Regions from separate parts of the Mus musculus genome. Here region 2 is linked to region 1. Evidence: chromatin loops called from intact Hi-C (ENCODE). Cell type or tissue: left cerebral cortex. All regions are shown on one strand. Each heading gives the region's core, and the rest is flanking DNA. Links, peaks and the distances in the headings are about the cores only.

Region 1 (11,770 bases), core at 1,210-9,209:
AAAGGTTTTATAATAAAGTCACATTATCTATAAACAATTCCATAGTGTTTGATGTTTAACAGTATATAAGGGACAAACAAGAAGCCCAGTGCTTGGGAGGCTGAGACAGGAGGATTGCTGCAAGTTTGAGCCAGTCTGGACTACATAGAGAGGTTTGGGCCAGTTCAGAATATAGAGGGTAGCCTTCTTTGAAAAAAAAAAAAAAAAGTCAAAAACTTAAAAAGAAAATATTACTATACATTTTGTGATTATGGGAGGGAAATGTGAATTTATTAAAAATGGAAATTGGTCCTGTTTTTCTTGTCAGCAACAAAATGGACTCAAGATAATTTAAACTGAATTTAATCAGCATAGATAGCTCACAGTCATTGCCTCATCTTCTGAAGTCTATCCCACATCCACGCTATGCCATAGCAACAAGTTGCTGCTGCCTGTACCAGAGCTGGGAAACTGCGGCGTGAGGAGTTGGAACGCACGGTTCCCTATGCCAGCTCTAGGTTGCCACCTTCTATGGAAGCACACTTGCGATGTACTGGCCGACCAGAGGCTCTGAAATGTAGTCCCTTGATTTCTGGCCTCTACCAGTCACTTGAGACTAGAGTGGGGTTAGAAAGGAGTCTGAGTGCCTCAGAGTAGTGTGTTAGCCGCAGCAGCAGTCCATAGGGATTTCAGTGTTAGGACACCAAACCGCAGCTGAGGAGATCCCTGTGAAGACTTGAATAAGCCTCTTCTCCACATAAAGTTGGGAAGTAACTTTTAGTAGAGAAAATACATTTAAGTCACTTTTAACATTTTATTTTTGTTTTTACATCTTATGTCAGTGTTTGTCACTTGTAGATCTCCCAAATCTCTAGTTCTATATTTGAAAATAGCATTTTTATTTTATTTTTTTTTTTAGCAGCATTGAAGTAGAAACAACAAAACACAGCCTAGTAGTCAACTGTAGTGGTGTACGCCTCCAAGGAGGCAGAGTCAAGTGTATCTTTGTGAGTTTATGACCAGCCTGGTCTACATTTCAGAGTCCGGGTCCTCTAGGCCACATAGGAAGACTTTGTCTCAAAAAAACAAAACCCGCCAGTCTAAGAACATTTATCCTCAGAAATTGCTGTCAGCGACTTACCTTTGTTTCTAGGGCCCAGCATGGTAGCACATAGCTAGGATCCCTGCACGCAGAGGTTTACAAGTTCAGTGGCGGTCTGGGCGACCAAGTGAGATTCTGCCTTGACCAAAACAAGCAGGCATGGCGATATGTGCTATAATTCCCATGCTCCAGAGGCTACTGGGTAGCCAGACCCTGCCTTCAGAGATGCTTCTGTTAGTCTGTCCTCAGGCTGCTCCGCACCCTCTGCTCTGCCATCACTTCTGTGTTTGTCCCTCAGATCCACCATAAGAACAGTGTGTGCCCACAACAGCTCAGCCATTTCCGCCCCTTTGAGATACTTTGTACTTTAAGGTTTGTTTCAAGAGTTTGCATGTCCTTCAGCATTATTTTGGTCATGAGCAGAACCCTCGTCATTAGCATAGTTCTCGAAGTGTCCTGTGTGGTTGGAATCAGGTGTGTGATGTCCAGGTCAATCGGCCTCCGAGTGCTGAGATTAAAGGCAAGTCCCAGCACACCCTACACACAGAACATTTCGTTTTCACGGAGAGCCCATGTCAGTTCTCTGGCCAGAGACCCAGATTCCAGTTTGACAGTCAAGAACCTGCGCAGCAATCTACAGAAATGCACAGCGCCGAGAAGTAGGGATTGGGTGCTCAACCCGACGTGAGGCATCTGACTCAGGAGGAGGAGGCAGGATGGATGTAAGAGCCAGAGGACAGGGCGAGGAGGAGCGAGTGCCGGTGGGATGCTGGCTGTGAACGGGGTGGGCCACAGCTGTTGTGCTCAGAAACTCAGAGCCACTGTGATTACCTGCAAAGCATTGAGCCAGCTGAAACTCCAGCATAGCCTGGGGAAGTGCTTTCTCCCCTAACCCCTTACCAAGAAAAGACTGCCACTCGATCACTGGATCGAGAATCCTTTCTGAAGGTGAAGCCATTGGTAGGTTTCCTATGCTCAGATGGCCTCTCTAGGTGTGTACACACCTGTACGTGCATGTGCACACTCATACCCGCTGGCTGTTTCTGATACTAGAACAAGGGACTTGTGTGCGGAAAAACAAAGGCAGGACTGCTGTGAAGCAGCTGAGGACTCACACAGAATCTCTACAGAATCCTGCTGGCCCTGAAGGTTCCATATAGGGGCAGCCCCAGTAGGAGCAGCACCAAGGGGAGGGCGGGGAGACATGGAGGTGGGAAGGGGACATGTTGGGAAGAGAGTGTAGAAGGGAAATGGGGGAGGATTTGACCTTAATTCATTCCCTAAGAATAAGAAAAAAATAATAATTTTAAAAACACACACAGACAAGAATCTGCCTACGTCCACAATCGTGCTATAGCAATGAAGCAGGTTGGGCCTGGGGAGGGAGGCAGGGCGAGCTGGTTTGGGCTTCCTCAGAGTCCATTTCCACTGGGTAGAAAGGAAGGCTTTACTGTGTTCTGGTCCTGCAGTTTTTGGTTGGCAGTCACATATGCTACTGTGGTGCAGGTGGCTGGGAATAAATAAGGAAAAGGCAGAAGTGAGAACAGGGATAGAACAACACAGAAATGAGGGTTTCCTCTACTTCCTGACTTAGGAGTCTTCTTTGCTGCTCCGTGGTTAACTAGAGGACTTCCAGGTTTTAGCCGTACTGAATTTAGGTCAGGGGAGAACAGAGCAGACATCCCCTGACCAGATCCATGCTGCTCCAAATGCCAGTCTTCCTTGACCACACAAATAGCTCTACCCTTAATTTTGCTTGGATTTTGAAGCTGTGCTTTATGGAAGTTTCCCATCTTTCTCGGAAGTCCCCTCCCCATCTTTTGTTGAAATCACTGTTTTATTGGCTTCCGGGGTGTGAGGATAGCATGGGCTCCTGGAGTCGATCCAGGTGCCACAACATTAAAAACATTTTTAAAGCATGGGATTGTTTCCCACCCTTAGCCATTGTCTTAGTTAACTTTCACCTTGTAATCAAATTCTCTGACAAAAGCAACTTGTTACTTTGTTTCATTATGCCAAGGGCACACAGGCTATCATTTCAAGACGGATACAGCAGCAGACAGTGAGTGATTTGATGGCTGCCCCATGGGAGATTGGCACTCAGACCCAGGAAACAGAGCGTGAACAGGAAGTAAGGCCTGTTAAGGAATCGCATCCTCTAACAGGGCTCCACTTCCAAAGCAGCCTGCCCCGCAGAGGACCACGTGGACCTATGCGGGATGCTTAGCATCAAAAGCACTACATCCATGTGCCATGAATAGCTCTTCATGTCAGGATGCATCATCACAGCATCACCTAATGTCACGTTTATTTGGTGTGTGTGTGTCCATGCGTGTGCATTTGGAGATCTAAGGATGACATGGTGAGAATCCTTCTCCCCTCCCCTAGGAGGGGTCCTAGGAAACTGAACTTAGATGGTCAGGCTTGGTGGCAAGCACGCTGACCTGCTGGCCATCTCTGTGGCCCCCTGCAGCATCATCACTTATTATAGCAAACTCTATATAACACACCTCCTGATTTTAGTCCTTTTGTAACAGGTTGCTTTGGAATTTATTTTATGTGGCTGGGTGTTCTGCGTGCTTATATGTCTGAGCACCACGTGTGTGCAGTGCCCTCAGAGGGCAGAAGCGGAGGAGGTCTAATCCTCTAGAACTCAGTTACAGGTGGTTGTGAGCTGCCAAGTGGATGCCAGGAACCCAGGTTCTCTGGAAGAGCAACCAATGCTCTTACCTACTGAGGGGGTCTCTCCAGCCCGTATCTGAGTCATTTTTAAGTGTTTATTTCAGTGGCATCCAATATATTCACATTATTTTACAACCATTACCTCCATCATCACCAGAAGTTTTAAAGCTTCACAAACTGAAACTATTCATTAAACAGTGTTCTTAATGGTGTTTTTTATATAATGCCTATAATTTATTTCTGAAATACTTGCTGTTATACATCCAGGTATATTTTCTACTATAAATAGCCCTGGTGCTGGAGAGATGGCCCCACAGAACCTGAGTTTAGTTCATATAGCATTGGTATCTGGGGGACCACAATTACCAGCAAGTCTATCTATCACTCCTGGCCTTTGAGTTCTCTGGCACACCACACACAAACGCATTTGTCAGTCTGAGAAGCAAAAGTTGCTTACAGGGATTCTTTGAAGGGAGTTTTGTCGGTTCCTCTAGTGCTTCCTAGATCAAGATTCTGGGTTCTTTAGCATGCTTAGAGTTTGGATAATAAACATAGATGGTTTTTGTTTTTACCCACACACTGTATGTTTTGATTTCAAATCTGGAAAATAAATCAGTTTAGAAGTAGATGATATGTCTGATTTTCCATTTCCCAACCTTACCCCTCCCATTTCACTTCCAGTACTAATACTAGTGTAGCACGCTGAGACCTTCCAGCCTTCGCATGACTTGAGGTTTGGCCCTGAAATCTGTGACGCGCAGCTTGGCGTCTCAGGCCAAAGCTCCAAAGTCACATAGTTTTCAAAGCCAGAGGCATTATCAGTGCACTGAGCCTCACTCTGCGATTTGCTCGTGTTGCTTTTCTGAGGATCACTCTTTGGCAGCCACCGCTTTGCAGAGAGTGTAGAGCTGTAGATCAGGAAGCAGCCCCTCTGAGGTCCCCAGTCCCAGGCTCAACCTTGCTGTTGCAGCCTGGCCTTCACCAGTTTGGCTAGAGGAAATGAGGACCAGGGTATGGATGACCGCGCCTACGCTGGCGCGGGCGTCCACTGTAAGGCAAGAGGCGGCCACCAGGAGGCAGCCTCACGCTCGTCTCCGACCGCTTCCGGCCGCGCAGGCGTCCTGGAATGCGAGCCGGATTTGGTGGTCGCCAGGTAGGCTCCGGGGCGTAGTGAAGCGGGACAGGGTTCTGTGGGGCCTTTCCAAGCCTGACCCTCCTGAGCCCCCGGACCCAATCCCAAAGTGGATCCTCTCATGGGGATCATGAAAACTAAACCGGGTACTGGTGCTGGCTCCTCCCGTGCTTACCGCGCACCCCTCCTCCGGGTGCACCATGCATTCCCTTTGGATGCTCACCACGCAACCCCTCTCCCGGTATCCATGGTATCCCAGTACCATGCACCGGGAGCTGCTATTGAACCATGTGAGCGGAGGCTGTCCGCCATGCTCTCGCTTTCTCTCCCCCTCTTTGTTAAAAACCAGTTTTAGACCTTTAGTAAATTTGATGCCCCCCGCCCCCACCTTCGCCTGTCCAAACTAAATAACATCCAGACTGTTTAAATAGTTATCGGGAAATGAAATTTAGTCTGAATTGGGTGACACCAGCTCCTTCTCGAATTGTGTAAAATATTCTGCATATTGGCAATTCATTTAGTTGACTTATTTCCCTTGACTAACCTAAGCAGTCGACATACAGCAGCTGGTCCTTTTTCACCGTTATCAAATAGCCTTGGTGTTTAAACAGTGCCGGAAGTTCCCGCTCTGCCGACCACACATACTCACTTCTTTAAGCTCTGGGCTGCCTGGGCGGTCCACAAGAAACAGGTGTGTTAATCGATTGCCAAGCAAAGAGGGTTCCGCATAGATCTGATAGTATGGATTCTAAGGCTGGAGAGATGGCTAGTGGCTAACAGCACTCGTTGCAGAGGACCTGGGTTCAATTCCCTAATAGCTCCCCACTGTCCATAATTTCCGTTTCAGGGAATCCAGCACTGTATTCTGACCTCCCTCGGCACCAGGCACACATAGCACATATTGTACAGTGTGCATGCAAGCGAACACTCCTGTGTATAAAATAAGTAGATTGAAAAATATGAATTCTGGGTTCCTGCAGCATTTTGTCAGTGTTGCTGGCCTTTCTTGCTATGGTCAGCTTTTAAAGGGGAAGGATTTTCTTGGGCTCAGCCGTGGGATTCTTTGCTTATGGCCTGTGGTCATTATGCTCGTCGTGGCGGGAGAGAGCGGTGGAAGAGAAAATTGAAGAGGGGAAGACCATGATGGGAGAGGTCATCTTACTTCCTGGCATCCTGGAAGCACAGAGACACAGGCTGAGGGCCCAGTGTCTCCTTCTAGGTCACGTGTTACTGACAGAAGCTTCCTTGTAGCAGACTCTGCCTCCTCGAGGTTCTGCTGCTGTCTGGTAGTGCCAACAGCTGGAGACCAAGTCTTTAATGAATGGGCCTTTGGAGGATGCTCACCCAGACCATAGGGGACTGAACATGCATATATGGTACTGGAGTATGAGTAGTGGGTGAGAATTTTTTTTTTTTTTTTAAGATTGTAAGTACACTGTAGCTGTTTCAGACACACCAGAAGAGGGAGTCAGATCTCATTACAGATGGTTGTGAGCCACCATGTGGTTACTGGGATTTGAACTCAGGACCTTCGGAAGAGCAATCAGTGCTCTTAACCGCTGAGCCACCTCTCCAGCCCCCAATAAAGACAGTTTCTGTGTGCTGCCACAAATCCCTTGCAAAAACCCTGGAAAGGGGCTGACAATTTTACATTCAAAAGTGTGTGTGCCTATGTGCGTGTTTCACACGTGTGTCATGGTGTACATGTGGAGGTCAGAGTGCAACATGGGTGTGGCTCTTGGCCTCCTGCCTTGTTTGAGACGGTGTCACTTTGTGGTGTCCCGCCATGTGTCTGGCTAGCTGGTCCAGCAGCTTTTCGACTATCCGCCACCAGTGGGATTACAGTACATCTGGCTTCTTTGGGATTCTGGGGTCCTCACTACCCATTGAGCAATCTGCCCAGTCTGCCTTGTGTTGTTTTCTTGGGGAGCATCCTTTCCTTCCTAAAACGGTATGAGCTCTAGGCTGCATGAAGCTTGCATTCACCCAGTGGCCAGGTAAGATGAGGGGGAGGTTAGGTTGAGACTTGACACTGGGAAGATGTAACCATGGTGTTGGTGTGGCGACACCGGGTGCAAGAAGAAATGGGTGGATGAGAGGCGTTACAGGTCGGATCCCACAGAGAACTGAAGAAGAGACGCGGGGGGGGGGGGGGGCGTGAGGAGTTGGTACATTCAAGTCCCTGCTGTTCGAGGCACTGCAGACAGTGGGAAACCAAACAGAACAGGAGACAGACATCAAGGAGCACATAATCTAGAAGGGAAAGGCCTACACAGCTCCCAAAGGGTTTCTTTGAACACCTAGGAGTAGATGGGGGCTGGAGTGTGGCCCATAGCATGCATGCGTGCGTGTAGAGAGGTAAGCCAGCCAAGACTGGGTTCCAGGAGTTTATGTTCCCGTTGGTATTCTCCAGGGCACCGCATCGTAGAATATGCTAAGCACAACTATCTACATCCCTAGTCACTCAGGACTCATCCATGCATGTCTTAGTCAGGGTTTCTATTCCTGCACAAACATCATGACCAAGAAGCAGTTGGGGAGGAAAGGGTTTATTCAGCTTACATTTCCACATTGCTGTTCATCACTGAAAGAAGTTAGGACTGGAACTCAAGCAGGTCAGAGAGCAGGAGCTGATGCAGAGGCCATGGAGGGATGTTCTTTACTGGCTTGCTTCCCCTGGCTTGCTCAGCCTGCTCTCTTATAGAACCCAAGATTACCAGCCCAGAGATGGTCCCACCCACAAGGGGCCTTTCCCCCTTGATCACTAATTGAGAAAATGCCTTATAGTTGGATCTCATGGAGGCATTTCCTCACCTGAAGCTCCTTTCTCTGTGATAACTCCAGCTGTGTCAAGTTGACACATGAAACCAGCCAGTAGAACGCATTTAGACGTGTGTGTTCCTCGGGACACAGTGGGACTATTGAATGCTTGTATTTCCCGGCCAGGAGGATGTGAGGGTGGGATTAAATCTGTGGTTTGGAAGGATCAGGCTCTGTGACCGAGACTGTGGCTCAAATTGTTCAAATTGTGTGTTTCACACCTGGGTGGTTGTGAATGTTTATAATCCCAGCACATAGGAGACATGGGAGGCAAGACGTATGTATAGTTGCTCTTTCTATACCATGAGGCTGGGGCGAGGGGGGGGTGGGAATTAATTCACTAATGGTCCTAGAGTCAGTCGCAACTAATGAAGTACAATAGATGCATCTCTAAAATACATTGTGGTGGGTGGGCTGGCAAAATGGCTCAGTGGAGATTGGGGCTTGCTGTCAAACCCAGTAACTTGAGTTCAGCCCTCAGGACCCACATAGTAGGAGAGAACTGGTTCCTACAAACTGTTTTCTGACCTCCACATGTATGCCTTAGCAGGTGTCATCTTTCTATATTCAGATAAATAAATAAAATGTAAGAAGTTATAACAACAATTATGCTGTGCTTTAAAAAACATTAGTTGTAGAGTGTTCGCTGCTCTAGCTGGTGTTGTGAACCTGTGAGAACAGGGCCTAAAAATGAGGCAGACGAAAGTCTCTCCCCGTAGCCATCTTTATTCAGAGCATCGGACAACTTATACTCTGAGGGTTAAGGAGAGTCATCTGGGCCAAGTGTCCAATCACAAGGGCAAGCCGCATGTGGCAGACAGCATTCTCCCATAGAGTCACGTGGATAACTGCAGCTGAAGTAAACCCACGCCTATCCGCTCCATCTGGGAGGAGCATTAAGAGCACATTCCAAGACTGATTCTGTGGGTCTAAGAAACCGAGGTCACAGGACTCTTGGGTTGTTTTCTTGAGTCTTCTCACAAGCTCCCAGAGTTGCCCTCGCACAACAGTTTTGGACTGTTCTCCCACAGCAGAATTCCAGGCTACAGCAAGAAGCACAATGCCTGAGAAGTTGGGCGGAGAGACTTGTGCTCTCAGGAACACGCGGGTTCGACGGCGTCCACTAGAGGGCCTCGTCTTAGCATTCATCCAGAGGGCTTAGAGAACTTTTCAAAGCAGACTTTGATTCTGATCAGTCCGTGAGCACCTAGGAAATTGTTCGTCCTCCCAAGTTCCCAGATCCACAACTGGAGAGCACCAGAGAACAACCATGAGGCTAATGAGGGGATGACGAGGGCATCAGAGGTGCTCCAGGGGTATATGTAACATTTCAATTCTTTCTCAGAGATCAAGCTGGGGTGTGTTGTAGCTCAGTGAGGGAATCACGTGCTATGCAAGATTCTGGGTTGGGCCCCAGTAAGCCACCTTCAAAAATAAATATATGTATATGTATTTTTTTTTGAAAAATTGAAATATAGTCAGGACAAGTATAGATTAACAAAGACAGAATAGATGGTTATAATTTTATTTGTATTTTTCTTTTGAGGCATTTTGTGAAAGAAGGAAGATCCTGTCTGCTGCATGGATAATGGACTGGAACACAGAAAGACCATGCAGGGTTCGGCTGTAGAAGGCCAGGTAAGGGGTGCTGGTGGCACATGACAGGGGTGGAGTGAGGGAAGGGCAGCTGAGAACAGGCTAGAGTCAGGTGATACAGTATGTATGTAGGACTTGGGCTGATTCTGGGCTCAAGGGAGGGAAGGACGGAGTCACTCTGATCGGTGTCGTGAACGATGAATGGATTCTGTCCGAATGAAAGAGTGAGAACCCCAGAGAAGGGGTGTGCTGGGGAGGGGGCAGGGGGCATCCAGACATGGAGCCCACGGAGTGTTGGGAGAAAGATGTGGGCTACAGTGTAAACTTAGGGATTGTGAGCATTTACAGAGCTACCAGAGACCCAGCATGAGGTGAAATGACTTCGGTCTGCAAGAAGGAAGGAATCCTACCATCTGATGCCAGGTTTGGCCAGCTACAATCGACCGCCTGGTTTTATAAAAACCAGGAGCAAAGCAAGCACTTACCAGTGAGCTGTATCCGGCCACTTTCTCTCAGTAAACCCTGGGTAAGAGTTATGTTGTGATTGCATAAGAACCGGACGACGTTCAGAGTCTTGTGTCTGTTGAGTAGACGGTGTTAGAGCGCAGCCTCAGAGCTTTGGTTTTGCACTCGGCAGCAGCTTCTCTGACACCCCACAGCGGAGCCGAGTGGCAGACAGGTGATCCAGGGCACCTGTCCCCTTTCTGCACCTCACAACACCCATGTGGTTGTCACTTGGTTTTGACATTGACTCCTGAGCCTATTTAGCATTTGATACTTTGTAGAGAAAAAACAATTACAACCCCTAGACCTAAGGTCTAAGTTGAGGCACACCTGGTCCCTCTAAGGATTATGAAGGTGAGCTGGAGAGAAGGCTCAGTGGATAAAGGTGCCTGGTGGGTGAGCCTGTCACATTGTCACATCTTTTTTTTTTTTTTTTTTTTTTTTTTTTGGTTTTTCGAGACAGAGTTTCTCTGTATAGCCCTGGCTGTCCTGGAACTCGCTCTGTAGACCAGGCTGGCCTCGAACTCAGAAATCCACCTGCCTCTGCCTCCCAAGTGCTGGGACTAAAGGCGTGCGCCGCCGCCACCACCTGGCCTGTCACTTCAGAACCCACTTAAAGATGCAAGAGAGAATCAGCTCCACACAGCTGTCCTCTGACCTCTCCATGCTTGCTGTAGCTTGTGCTCACCCTACCCACACACCATCGTCATCATCAACATAACGTTTTTAAATATATTAAGTCTATTTAAATATATGTGTATAAATACATTTATAAATAAATATGTAAATACATTAAAAATATATATCCTGAAAGAGAAACGGCAAGTCCGTGATGGACACAGTTGTCTCAGCTCTTGTTAGCTCTCTGAAGATGCCCTGAGGAAGCTGCCTGGGGATTAAGATGAGTCCGGACCCTGTGGAAAGATGAACAAGTGACCCGAGTCACCTGCTGGAGCTAGCTGGGCAGACCCAAGCCTGTGGGGTGAACCAGTGAGGTGGCCTCCAGGTGGCCTCTCTGACAGAAACCAAAGTGACTGCAGAGTCAGGGTCTCCTGAGCGCACCCTGAGCACAGCAGGAATGAGCACAGCGTTTTGTTCTGTGGTATAAGCGAAAGCCAGTGAACTGTCAGTTCTAGTGTCTCCTCTTGCTGCTGTGCCAACACCACCCGTGTCCTCTTGGGCTTAGAAAGAGGAGGGAGAGATTCCTTATTTACCAATGTGAAATGTGTAGCGGAATAGATTTGGGGGAGAAGACTTGAAATTGAGTTGAATTAGTCTTTTAAGTTGAGATATAATTTGGTTTGTTTAGGCTTTTGGTTTTGTTTGTTTGTTTTTTGAGACAGGGTTTCTCTGTATAGCCCTGGCTGTCCTGGAACTCACTTTGTAGACCAGGCTGGCCTCGAACTCAGAAATCCACCTACCTCTGCCTCCCAAGTGCTGAGATTTAAAGTGTATGCCACCATTACCACCATTACCACAACCCGTTTCTAATTTTTCATCTATGGGTATTTTGCTTACACGTGTGTCCGTGTGCTATGTGATTGCAGTATCTCCAGAGGCCAGAAGACACCATCAGATCTCCTGGGACTGGAGTTATAGAGGTTGTGAGCTGCCATGTTGAACCAAGCAGGTCACTGAGGGACACAGGCATGTGGATGGAAACCCTGCTGGGAGAAAAAAGAAACTGCTGAAGGTAACTTTTTTTTTGTCACTATTGATGCTGGGTCCCCATGTCCCCAGCCTGAGAGTCAGCTTAGAAGATCTCTCTCCAGCACCTCCAGGGACAAGCATCCTTTGTTTGAGGGTGTATCTCAGACTTATCCCCATCCAGGCTCCTCCATCCAGGCCCCTCCATCATGGCCGCTTTGTGATGGCCTGTAGTGACCCTGTTCTGGATTTTTTAGGTCCCTACTTCCAGTGTCTCCTGAGTCATCTCTCCAGAAGATCTTGTCACA
Region 2 (11,770 bases), core at 2,215-10,214, 210 kb after region 1:
TTCAACCAGTCATTTCTTTAATGCTATGCATAAAGTACTTTTGGGTTTTTTTCTTTTTAAAAGATTTATTTATTTATTATATCTAAGTACACTGTAGCTGTCTTCAGACACTCCTAAAGAGGGAGTCAGATCTCATTACCATATGGTTGCTGGGATTTGAACTCAGGACCTTCGGAAGAGCAGTCAGTGCTCTTACTCACTGCACCATCTCACTAGCCTTGTTTTTTTCTTTTCTTTTTTCTTTTTTTTCCTTTTTTTCTTTTTCCGGAGCTGAGGACCGAACTCAGGGCCTTGTGCTTGCTAGGCAAGCGCTCTACCACTGAACTAAATCCCCAACCCCTGTTTTTTTCTTTTTAAGACAGGGTCTCACTGTATAGCTCTGGCTGTCCTGAAACTATAAACTAGGCTGGCCTTGAACTCACAGAGATCTATCTACCTCTGTCTCTGTCTCCTAAGTGCTAGGATTAATGCACTTAGGAGACACATAATGTGCTTCATTATGCCCCGCTCAAAAATAAAGCGCATACACCAAGCCAGGTGTGGCAGTGAATGCCCTTCCCCCCAGGGTTTCTCTATATAGACCTGGCTGCCCTGGAACTCACTCTGTAGACCAGGTTGGGCCCAAACTCACTTATCGCCTACCTTTGCTGAATGCTGGGATTAAAGGTGTGTGCCACCAGTGCCCAGCATAAAGCACTGTCTGTCTGAAAAGAAGGGCAATGAGTCTCCTCTAAAGGAGTTATGTCATCATTAGCTATAATTAAGTATCATAAGCATGCAAATCTTAATTATGTAAGACTTAAAAAAGAAACTAGACCTATCCCAGTTGGATCCTTAAGGATAAATAAATCTTGGCTATGAGAAAGAGAAAGTGGAAACAAAAGATTAGAGAATCTGTAAATTAAGTATAAGGGGAAGTAGCATGTTCACATTCGGCTCAAAGTTAAAAGAAAGAACAGGAGCTAAATTCTGACAAGTATTGAAGGCAGGTTTAACTTCAAAAGAATGAGGAAGCATGAAAGACTGATGTATAGAAAAATTGGCTTTTTTCCGACATCTTAGTGAGGCTGCAGTGATTCACACGACTCTCTGAGCTTCGCCATGCCGCCCAAAGACGACAAGAAGAAGAAAGATGCCGGAAAGACGGCCAAAAAGGACAAAGACCCAGTAAATAAATCTGGTGGCAAGGCCAAGAAGAAGAAGTGGTCCAAAGGCTGAGTTCAGAACAAGTTGAACAATCTTGTCCTGTTTGACAAAGCCACATACGACAAGCTTATTACTCCAGCTGTGATCTCCGGAAAGACTGAATTCAGATTCGAGGTTCCCTTGGCCAGGACAGCCCTCCAGGAGCTCCTTAGTGAAGGACTTATCAAGCTGGTTTCAAAGCACAGAGCCCAAGTCATTTACACCAGAAACACAAAGAGTGGAGACGCTCCGGCTGCTGGGGAAGGTGCATGAACAGGTAAATCAGCTGTACATTTGGGAAAAGAAAACTTTATTGAATCAAAAAAAAAAAAAAAAAAAGAAAGAAAGAAAGAAAGAAAGAAAGATTGGAAGTTACGATGCTAAGCCCAACTAGAATGTCTAGAGATGTAGAGAAAACAAACCCAACATGCAACTCAGACACCTAGTTTAGAGAACAGTAAAGTCTAGAGAACTAAGAAAATCCTCAAGAACTAGAGTTGGAGAAACCAAGAAAACAGAGGGCAGGTTCTATGGCTTGGTGGCTAAGAGCACTTACTGCTCTTCTAGGGGACCCAGGCTCACTTCCCAGCTCACACTACCTGATGTCAGTTCCTGCATGAACATAATCCATGTAAGCATACAGGTACACACATGTACACATAAATATAAATACCTAAATAAACCTTTTGAAAAACCCAAACACACAACACAATGTACAGCTGCACTTAAAAGGAAGGCCTTATATTTATAACTATGAATACAGCTTCGAGGGGCGAGGGGCTAGAAAACTGGCTCAACAGTGAAGAACACTGCTTCTCTTATACACCATGAGGTGGCTCTTTTTAACTCCATATCCAGGCCCTCCTTCTGCATCCTGCACACATGCACTTCATATAAATTCATTATTCATGTAGGCACAAACATATAAACAGTAAGTAAATAATCTCTAAAAATTCATAGGAAAAAAGATACACATGAATATAAATAAATCTTTAAAAATATTACACCTTTGGGCTGGAGATGGCTCAGCGGTTAAGAGCACTGTCTGCTTTTCCAGAGGTCCTGAGTTCAATTCTCAGCAACCACATGGTGGCTCACAACCATCTGTAATGAGATCTGGTGCCCTCTTTTGATGTGTCTGAAGACAGCTACAAGATACTTATAGATACTAAATACATCTTTAAAAAAATTTATATATATATACATATCTTCAAGCCAAAGCTAGGCAAGGTGGCCCATGTCTTTAACCCCAGAATTTTTGTTTGTTTGTTTTTGGAGACAAGGCTTATCTGTGTAACAGCTCTGGTTGTCCTGGAACTCACTTCGTAGACCAGGCTGGCCTGGAACTCACAGTGATCTGCCTGCCTTTGCCTCCTGAGTACTGGGATTTGAGCCACCAATACACAGTAACCCCAGAATTTTACAAACAGAGACAGAAGGAATGCTATGATTTAAAGGGGCCAGCCTGGTGGCTGCCCTTTCAAAAATGAACCAAACCAATAAAAAAAAAAAGAACAAAACCCCAAAGCTTCTGACAGCAAAATCTAGACAAAGATGGTCAGCAGAGTCAAAGCTGCAGTGCACTGGGGTACTCAGGAAGGGATGCGAGTCTGATGGAGACACACCACTGAGCTATATCTGAGCTAGAAGACTCAAGCATAGCTGAACCAGGCATGATGGCACCTATCTTAAATCAGAGCAAGGGAGAGCAGAGGCAGGGGCATTCTAGGATAGCCAGGATCATGGAGAGATCCTGTCTCAACCCAAGAACAAACAAAACAAAAACAAGCAATAACAACAAAAACAACTCGAAAAAACCAAAAGGCCCCATAAAGACTGGGACAGACACGTTCTAAAGGTTGTATATCAAATGAAAGGGTCTGAGATCCACAAAGTCCAAGAAGGCTTGAGAACACAAGCGCGTTTAGTAAGATAGCAGACTTGTTGTTAGAAGCTTCGGTAATTCACGTATCTAAGGAAAGGTGAAGGCAAAAAGTTCCACTAAGAGTATTTCATCACACTTCATAGATAGGCTTATAAAGTAGTGTATATGTGTATGCAGCTATAATACACATATAAATATATATTAATATCTATACCTGTAATATATGAGCAAACTTTAATATGTTTATCCCAGTCTATATAATCACAGCTGCTCTCTAATTTGCAAACTCACACAAAACATTTTTACTTGTTTGAAGTTGTAAATCATTTTGCTTTTGAAAAGTCACAGTATTAAAATGATTTTAAAATGCTGATTATAGACCTGAGAGATGGCTCAGTGCTAAAGAGTATTGTCTGGTCTTCCAGAGGACCCAGTACCCTCTTCTGTTCTCTCCAGCACCAGGCAAGCTCGCAATGCACATACATACATGCTCATATACAGCGGTTTTTTTTTTTTGTTTGTTTGTTTGTTTTTTTAATGCTGCTTTAAAAGTTATATTCATCCCAGCACTTGGGAGGCAAAGGCAGGAAGATTTCTGAGTTCCAGGCCAGCCTGGTGTACAAGGTGAGTTCCAGATCAGCCAGGGCTATACAGAGAAACCCTGTCTCGAAAAACCAAAAAAAAAAAAAAGTTATATTCAAGGAATCATACACAGGTAAGAATTCGGGGCGGGGGAATGAAAGTGGAGGCTGGAGAGATGGTTCAGAAGAGCACGTGTTGCTCTTGCAGAAGATCTGAGTTCCTTTCTCAGCACCCACACTGTGACTCTGTAACTCGGTCCATAACTCCAATTCCAGAGGATCCCAAGAAGAGAAAGTCATCTGGCTTCGTGGATACCAATATGCCCGTGGTTTAATTACATGTAGACGAGACATAAATACACAATAAATTAAACCTTTTAAAACCGAAATTGTAACCTCTTTATTTTTACAGGACTAACCTCCTTTTAGTAAAAGCAAAACTGTCAAACAGAAAAGAGTAAGTTTGAAGTGACTTAGCATTCGCAGAAAATCCCGTTATTACGTCCGGCACCTGTCTCTACAACTTTAATCTGAAAGTGCTAATGACCCTTACAGAAAAAGGAGAGTGCTAGTGGCTATACAACAGAAAGCCTACGTTCTCTGCTAATTAAATTCAACTGCTGTTGTCGGGTCTGGTGAGTCCTTTCTAGAAGCAATCTCCATCCATTCACTGTCAAACGCCTTACGAGGGGCGCAGCATCCGACTTGGGAACGCGAAGTGGCTCAGGCGACTTCCTTCGCGTGCTCTGCCCTTCACGTTCCCAAGTCGGATGCTGCGCCCCTCGGAAGGCGTTTCACAGCTTGGGGGGCGGGGGGCGGGGAGGTGTTACCCGCTCAAGGACAGAGAAGGCAGCTTGGGAAAAGGCTCCGTCCGAGGCTGTGAAGGCAGAACCACCCCGCCCGGGCCCAGAGATCACTCTCTGGGCCCTTGTCGAGGGACGCCCACTCGAAAAGGGGTCCCACACCAGGCTTCCCCCGAGGGAGAGGTTAGGTACTCACTGTCGATGTCCTCGATGAGGCTGGCGGTGCCGGGCATATAGTTCATGTTTGAGCTCTCGCAAGGCTGCACCGGACGGCCGCGAGGGCGTCCAGTCGCCCGTCGGCGGGACGCGGACGGGAACCGGCCGCTCACCTGCAGCTCAGACACCGCTAGTCGCCGGAAGCGTTTCAGGTGACCCCACCCACTTCCGGTATCGCCTGCCCGTCCGCCGAAAGAGGCGTGCCGGGCGTGTTGCCAGTCGGTGGCCGACCACGTTCTCTTCCCCTCCAGTCAGTGCAGTGAAGTCCAGGTCGGAAGGGCGGAGGATAGGCGTTTCCTCACGCGTGACGAGCGCTGCCCCTCGCCTCGCTTTCCCGACCCGAGGCCCGGATTGACCCGTACCGTCCATGACCGTTCCGCGCTCGGCGTGCAAGGGGCGGGACCGGCTCGGGATTGGCTGTAGCCGTCCTATCCCCCTCCGCCGCTCGCCAATAGCGGCCTCCCGCAGGCGCCTGCGCAATGGGACGGTCGTGGGGGGCGGGAAGCGCTTCGCGGCAGCGGAGCCCATGTCGGCCCTGAGGCGCTCGGGCTACGGCCCCAGTGACGGCCCTTCTTACGGCCGCTACTACGGGCCCGGGGGAGGCGATGTCCCGGTGCACGTACCTCCGCCCTTATACCCCCCTCTTCGTCCGGAGCCTCCCCAGCCTCCGGTTTCCTGGCGAGGGCGCGGGGGCGCCCCGGCCGAGACCACCTGGCCGGGCGAAGGCGCAGGTGGCGATGGCTACTACCCCTCGGGAGGCGCCTGGGCAGAAGCGAGCAGAGCCGGGGGAGGCCACCAGGTAAGCTTCGAAGTCTTTTCCGGGGCTCCAGTCGGGAAGTCTTGGGCAGAGGTGAGGACATTTGGGGGTTTTATACTTAGGGTCTGTTAGGACTCGGGTCTCTGATTTGTTCTTCTTTTGGGGACGGTGCAGAGACGAGGACCAGAGATGCGAGGGGAGCTAGGCTTGGGTTCCATTTGTCCCTTCGTTTTGTTTGTTTGTTTGTTTGTTTTTGCTTTTTTTTTTAACTTCAGCCATCATAAGTGTTCTTGTTAACCACGAAAAAAAAAAACGAAAAAATATTCTGCGCTGACTTCCTAAGCTTAGTAGCAGGCTGCAGGATCTCTTTCCCGAGAGCGTAGGTTAGCGTGATTGGGCTGTAACAATTTATCCTGCGTGGCTCGGGGAGCTGCAGCCCCAGCCCTTACTCAGCAGCCCCTCCCACGGGGAAGGGATCGAAACGGGGCGGGCTGATCACTTAGTTCCTTATCACTAAAGCTTTGCCTGGAATTGAATCAGGAGGGATCAATGTTGCAAAGTACCTTAATGTTCTATTTAATCATCGCAAGACTGCAAGACAGATGTTATTAATGCTTCCCAATTTTTGAATGGAGAAGGCTCTGAGAGACCGACTTGCTTAGTATGTTTGGACCTGTAACATTTTGTTGCTTGCATACATGCCAAAAGTGTGTTTCTATTTTATCTTCGTATGGGGCTATCATTCTAGGATGGTGGCACACATCTTTTGGCCTTTGTAACATTCTTACTTGCAGAAAATTAATTATAAAATTCTCACATATCCACGACGGGATTGTAAAATAGTACAGTGCTTTGGAAAATAGCTGGGTCGTTCCTAAAACTTCTGACAGAGAGTTAATTTATGATCTAGCAGGTCTACTTGTAAGTATACTCAAGAAATAGAAAACAAGGGCTGAAAAAACAAAAAACGACAAAAAAAAAGTCTGCTGGTGGTGGCGGCGCATGCCTTTGATCCCAACACTTGGGAGGCAGCCGGATTTCTGAGTTTGAGGCCAGCCTGGTCTACAAAGTGAGTTCCTGGACAGCCAGGGCTACACAGAGAAACCCTGTCTTGAAAAAAAAACAAAAAACAAAAAAACAAAACAAAACAAACAAAAAACAAGGGCTGGTGTGTTTAATCTCAGTACCCAGGAGGCTGAGGCAGACTAGCCAGCCTGGTTCACATGGACATAATGAGTTCCAGGACAGCCTGGACAACGTGGTGAGACCCTGTCTCAAAAAATGAACAACAACCACCACCACCACAACAAAGGAAAACATGTCCATATACTATTTAATACATCTTTTTAACATCATTAGTGATAATGGCCAAAAATTAGAAATAACTGGTACAGTTATCAACTGGTTGCTGGATTAACTAACATGGCTAACATTTTAGAACATAACATCTAGAAAGGTATGAATTGACCCCCCCCCTCCATCCCCACTCACATACTTGTTTCAACATGGAATGAACCTTAACTAGATCATGCTTGTTGGATGAAGTTAGTCAAAGGGTTGCATTTCATATTGTGTGATTCCATTTATGTGTAGTGCCCATAGGGAGCGATTCCTCCAGGCAGAAACATGGTGGGCTGCTAGGTTGGGGACTGGAAGGAAGAATTGCAAAACTGGGCTTTGAGGTGGTACAGTGTTCTGAAGTTGGTGAAGATGGTTTCCCAATTCTGAGTATCCTAAAAACCACTGAATTGTACATTTTAAACGGGTAGGCTAATTGTTCCTCTAAAAATTGTATAAGAATAGAAACCAGGTAGTATTCAGAAGTTAGCTGGAAGAAGGATCCCTATTTCCTGTGCTGATTCAGTAAGTAGGATGGGATAAGTAGGCCGGCGGATCTACTGTAATCACAGGATCTAGAGATGAAGGACTTTTGTACCCAGATTAAAGATCAGTTGATGAGGAAAAGGAGTCGAGCTTTAAACTGGCTTCTATCGAGTTTGCTATCAAAGTAAAAGTCTGTCTGGTTAGGGAAAGACTTGCAAAAGTTCAAGTTTAGCATCTGGTAGGGAGTTAAGAGGTTTGGAGTAGAGTTGTGCATATAGGGCAGATTATGGGGTTAGCATAGTTTGAGATAAACTGGAAATGAATAATGGGCATCTGTAAATTTTGTTTTGTTTTGTTTCAAGACTGGGTTTCTCTGTGTAGCCCTGGCTGTTCTGGAACACCATCTGGAGACCAGGCTGGCCTCCAGCTCACAGAGATCCACCTGCCTCTGCTTCTGCCTTTGCCTATGCATGTTGTCATAGATGTACTTTTTTTCCCCCAAATCCACAATCTTAACTTTATTGGCTTTTACTAAATTTTATAATACTTATGTGTGAAATTTAAAAAAAAAGTGCAGGGCTAAGAAGATGGCACACCTTGCAAGTAAAAAGACTGGGCTTTGGGGCTGGAGAGATGGCTCAGTGGTTAAGAGCACTGATAGCTCTTCTGAAGGTCTAGAGTTCAAATGCCAGCAACCACATGGTGGCTCACAACCATCTGTAATGAGATCTGACACCCTCTTCTGGGGTGTCTGAAGATAGCTACAGTGTACTTATGTATAATAATAAATAAATCTTAAAAAAAAACAAAAACAAAAAAAGACTGGGCTTTGGATCCCTAGAACCTACATAAATGTTGGGTGACTGGAGTGGCTCAACCTGTAATTCCGTCTTTAGAAAGTTGAGAAGGATCCCCAGAAGCAAGCTGGCTAGCAAGAGTATCTGGCCTTGGGGAAGAGGGGAGGATCTGGGTTTGTTTGAGAAACTGTGCCTCATGGAGTAAGGTAGAAGAAGTATTGAAAGAATCAGCCTTGGACCTCTGTATGTATGTGCATTACACAGGTATGTCCTCATACAATTAAGACTTGACAATTAATTTTCCAAGACAGGGTCTCTTGTATCTTAGACTGGCCCTGAACTCACTATGTAGCCAAGGAAGATCTTGAAATTTTCAGCTGCTTGCCTCTACCTCTCAAATGCTGAGATTATAGGTTAGCCCCACCCTTCCTGGTTTTTAAATTAACATATTGAAAACAGCTGGTGATGGTAGTGCATGTCTTTAGTTCTAGCATTTGGGAGGCAGAGGTGGATCTCTGAATTCAAGGCCAGTCTGTCCTATAGAGCAAGTTCCTAGGGTAGCCAGACCTCATAGAGAAACCCTGTTTCCAATAAAACAAAACAACCAAATGAAATTAATATATTTAAATATGGCACAGGGTTTTACCTTTAAAAAAAAGAGAGAGAGAGAACGTCCAGGCCTGAGCAGCTCAGTGGCTGCTCTTCTAGAAGACCTGGGCTCAATTCAGCATCCACATGGCAGCTCACAGCTGTCTGTTAACTCTAGTTGTAGGTGGTCCAGCGCCCTCTTATGGCCTACTCAGGCACCAGCCACACATACATACATGTGTTTGTAATATATTTATCCTACTGCCACAGTTCTTGGTTAGCCATCAGAACTGGATGATAAAATCCTATTGTTGAAGACACCACATACTTTGCAGACTGTAGAGAAATCAAAGCGAAACTGACCTGTAAACTTTCTCCCTTCTGGCTAGTTTTCATAATGCCTTGAGCTGCTGTGCAGGCTGCTTGAGGAAAAAGGTTTATGAACAGTCTTAACTCGCTGTGGATGTTGGTGTCTAAGAAACGTCCATCTTTGTCAGACAGGGATAGTTTATTGAGCATACACCCCAGGACTGGTCAACCAGGGCCATGGTCCAGATTTGGTAACAGCCATGATGCAAAGTTAAGATTCTACAGGGTTTTTAAGCCCCAATCCATTAACATCTGTGCCAAGTTATTCCACCAATCAGGATTTAGAGATAGGGGATTTCCTTAGGATTAAGTCTTTGTTGTACACTTATCCTGCTTGCATTGGTTGGGGTATTCAACTGTGGCTGGGGGCTTGCTTTGTCCTAACTTGTCTACCAGGATGGGACTTGTCTAACGTTCATGTCTTAACTTGCCAACCAGGATGTCAGTTATCCACATACATATTTCTTTCTGCCAAGTAGGATGTCTGTTCTCAGGGAGATCTTGGGAACTTAAATTTTACTCAACCACTACTCAAATGGAAGTCTTATTCCAAATAGTTTCTTCTGTTGATGCAGGTGTCTCCCTTATGTTGGAGTCCATCCCAGGGGCAGCTACACAGTTGTACTGATTTCTATCGTGATGGGTTCCCTAGGGCACAGAACATAACAGAATATGTAATCATCTTGGAATTAGAAAGTTTCCTAGTAACATCAGAAACATATGAGAAAGTTTTGCTATAAATGGCAGGCTAGCCAGGTAACTGTTTTACCTAGGTTCTAACAGTGGGCTCATGCTAAACCACTAACTTGCCTGGGAAAACGTGCCTACCTGTGTGATGGAGTGGCATGACTGTTGTAGGGTCCGAAGCACCTTGTGCTTTGAGCCCCACTCTCCTGGAGAGAATTCATTCCTGGTACTGTAAGCCTGCTCAGAACCCCATGGCTGGGGATGTCGTAGACCTGAGTGGGGAAACTGCTCCTACTGCTGTTTTGCTAAATGGACAAATTGTGCTCACCAAAGATCTTCCTTCTGATTATGTTTATGTTCACAGATTAGTGCTATTCTCAGGTTTGGTCAAAGGTTTGATAGTGTTGGTAGTGGTAGTGTGTGTGTGTGGGTTGTGTCAGTGTGTTGTAGTGGGTGGTAACTAATAATGCTCAGACAACTGGTTATTGTGCTGAAAAAAAGTCACTGTTATAGTGTTCAGCCCTAAAGAGGTCATGCATTTTATCCCCTCTGAGGATCAAAGAGCGCTACAGAAGCGGGAGTGGAAAGAATGTACGAGGCAGAGGAAGGAGGAGGGTGTTATGAAAGACTGTCTTCTGGGTATGACCCGATGGCTGCATTGATGAACTCACAGCAGCTGTGGTTACTATTTAAGACCTACACACCAGTGGGCTCAGAAGCACTCCATCCTTGACAGGGAAGAGGCTCATTAGGACCCACATTTCTGAGGATTTGTAGGCCATAAACAGAAGTTGGTAGAGAGTGGCTGACAAGGCACTCCCCCTTCCAGGGGAGAATGACAGTTAATAGTTGCTGGGGATGGGTTGGAGGTGGTCTTCAGTGATGTTTTTTTGTGAGGTGAGTCTGGCTGAAGAAAGAAAAGCAAGGAGCTATGGCGTTAGGAAGCTGAGTCAGGAAGAGAGGGAATGAATAGTGGGAGGATCCTGGTAGCTAAACTGAACCTTAGAGATTCACCTGAAGGGACTGACTCTTAAGAGTCTGAAGATGTAGGCCTGGGTTCACCACATCTAGAACAGTCAGCTTGTTGTCTTCTTGGTAGAGAGCGTAGATATACAATAACTCTAGGTTTAATCCAGCATAGTCAACAAACCATAAAACCCATCTATATAAGGGGAATAAAAGTGGTTTGTTATGAGCCAAAAGTGCACTTAAACTGTAAGTTCAAAGAATAAAACATATTGTGTGTTCAGCTAGACAGTCAGAAAGGTTTAAGAATTGAGCAGGGCAGTGGTGGCACACACCTTTAATCCCAGCACTTGGGAGGCAGAGCAGGCGGGAGGCCAGCCTGGTCTACAAAGTGAGTTCCAGGACAGCCAGGGCTACACAGAGAAACCCTGTCTCGAAAAACCAAAAAAAAAAAAAAAGAATTGGTTTGGAGCATTCTTACAAGAGTTAGTGTCTTAATGTAATTTATTTAAAGACAAAGCCCTGAAAAGATGGTGCTATCACAGCTTGAGTCACACGTTCCAGTTGTGATTGCTCTATATGAGTTGATGATACTGAAGTTATAAGCAGAAAGTACTGGAATACAAGAAAAAATGTATAGATATACTTGTGTGTGATTGGACAGGGAAAAGAATGGCAGGTTCCCGCAGTTCACCCCCAGCTACTCTCTTCCTGTGGTCCTGCTGCCTCTAGACTAGCCTCTGTGTGGTGGTCTTCTCAACTCCAGTTCGCCTGTTTCAGAGCCACTTGTACCTTCTCAGCCACCCACCCCCTGTGGTCGGTGGTCCCAAATTCCAGTAACCCAGAAAATCAAAACTCTAGAAGCTTGTAATTAATCAGTCAGATTTATATATCAATAAATTTTCAATTCACAAGATGCCAACACGATAATTTCAGAGCCAGTTGATAATGATACAAGGTACCCACCTAGATTACACAAGTTATTCTATCCCTATGTGATATTATAGCTACCTGTGGCTAAAAAGCCATGTGGAATGTGAATCGTCCTGCTCATCCTCCATCTTCCTCCTCTTCCCTCCCTCCTCCATCCCTGTCTCTGAAACTCTTCCCTC

Evidence for each region. A loop is a pair of places that touch in the nucleus more often than their neighbours do. Peaks named below come from ENCODE experiments on the same cell type or tissue, not always from the same donor. Only the 100,000 strongest peaks of a DNase experiment are listed, where the experiment ranks them.
Region 2: a loop joins it to region 1, with 2.6 times the contacts of the local background. A loop is called at or near these places in 17 of 42 quality-filtered maps.

The regions. Positions count from the first base shown.
Region 1 is chr8:25,987,233-25,999,002 of GRCm38, reverse strand. It overlaps Pomk (protein-O-mannose kinase), which reads left to right and starts at 4,882. Exons shown (of 5, transcript NM_029037.4): 1 at 4,882-4,916; 2 at 9,262-9,353; 3 at 11,363-11,508. It overlaps Gm31402 (a long non-coding RNA gene), which reads right to left and starts at 5,709. Exons shown (of 2, transcript XR_378826.3): 1 at 5,440-5,709; 2 at 774-2,591. It overlaps Fnta (farnesyltransferase, CAAX box, alpha), which reads left to right. Exons shown (of 9, transcript NM_008033.4): 9 at 1-315. In left cerebral cortex, for the core only: CTCF peaks have their summits at 4,842 (motif pointing right), 8,627 and 8,828 (motif pointing right); DNase peaks (open chromatin) are centred at 4,875, 5,500 and 8,821; H3K4me3 peaks cover 1,360 bases; H3K27ac peaks cover 971 bases.
Region 2 is chr8:25,778,598-25,790,367 of GRCm38, reverse strand. It overlaps Bag4 (BCL2-associated athanogene 4), which reads left to right and starts at 5,159. Exons shown (of 5, transcript NM_026121.3): 1 at 5,159-5,469. The coding sequence starts at 5,197. It overlaps Lsm1 (LSM1 homolog, mRNA degradation associated), which reads right to left and starts at 4,777. Exons shown (of 4, transcript NM_026032.1): 1 at 4,651-4,777. The coding sequence starts at 4,696. It also overlaps the pseudogene Gm46037. In left cerebral cortex, for the core only: a CTCF peak has its summit at 8,838 (motif pointing left); DNase peaks (open chromatin) are centred at 4,865, 5,086, 5,872, 8,810 and 1 more place; H3K4me3 peaks cover 2,551 bases; H3K27ac peaks cover 1,502 bases.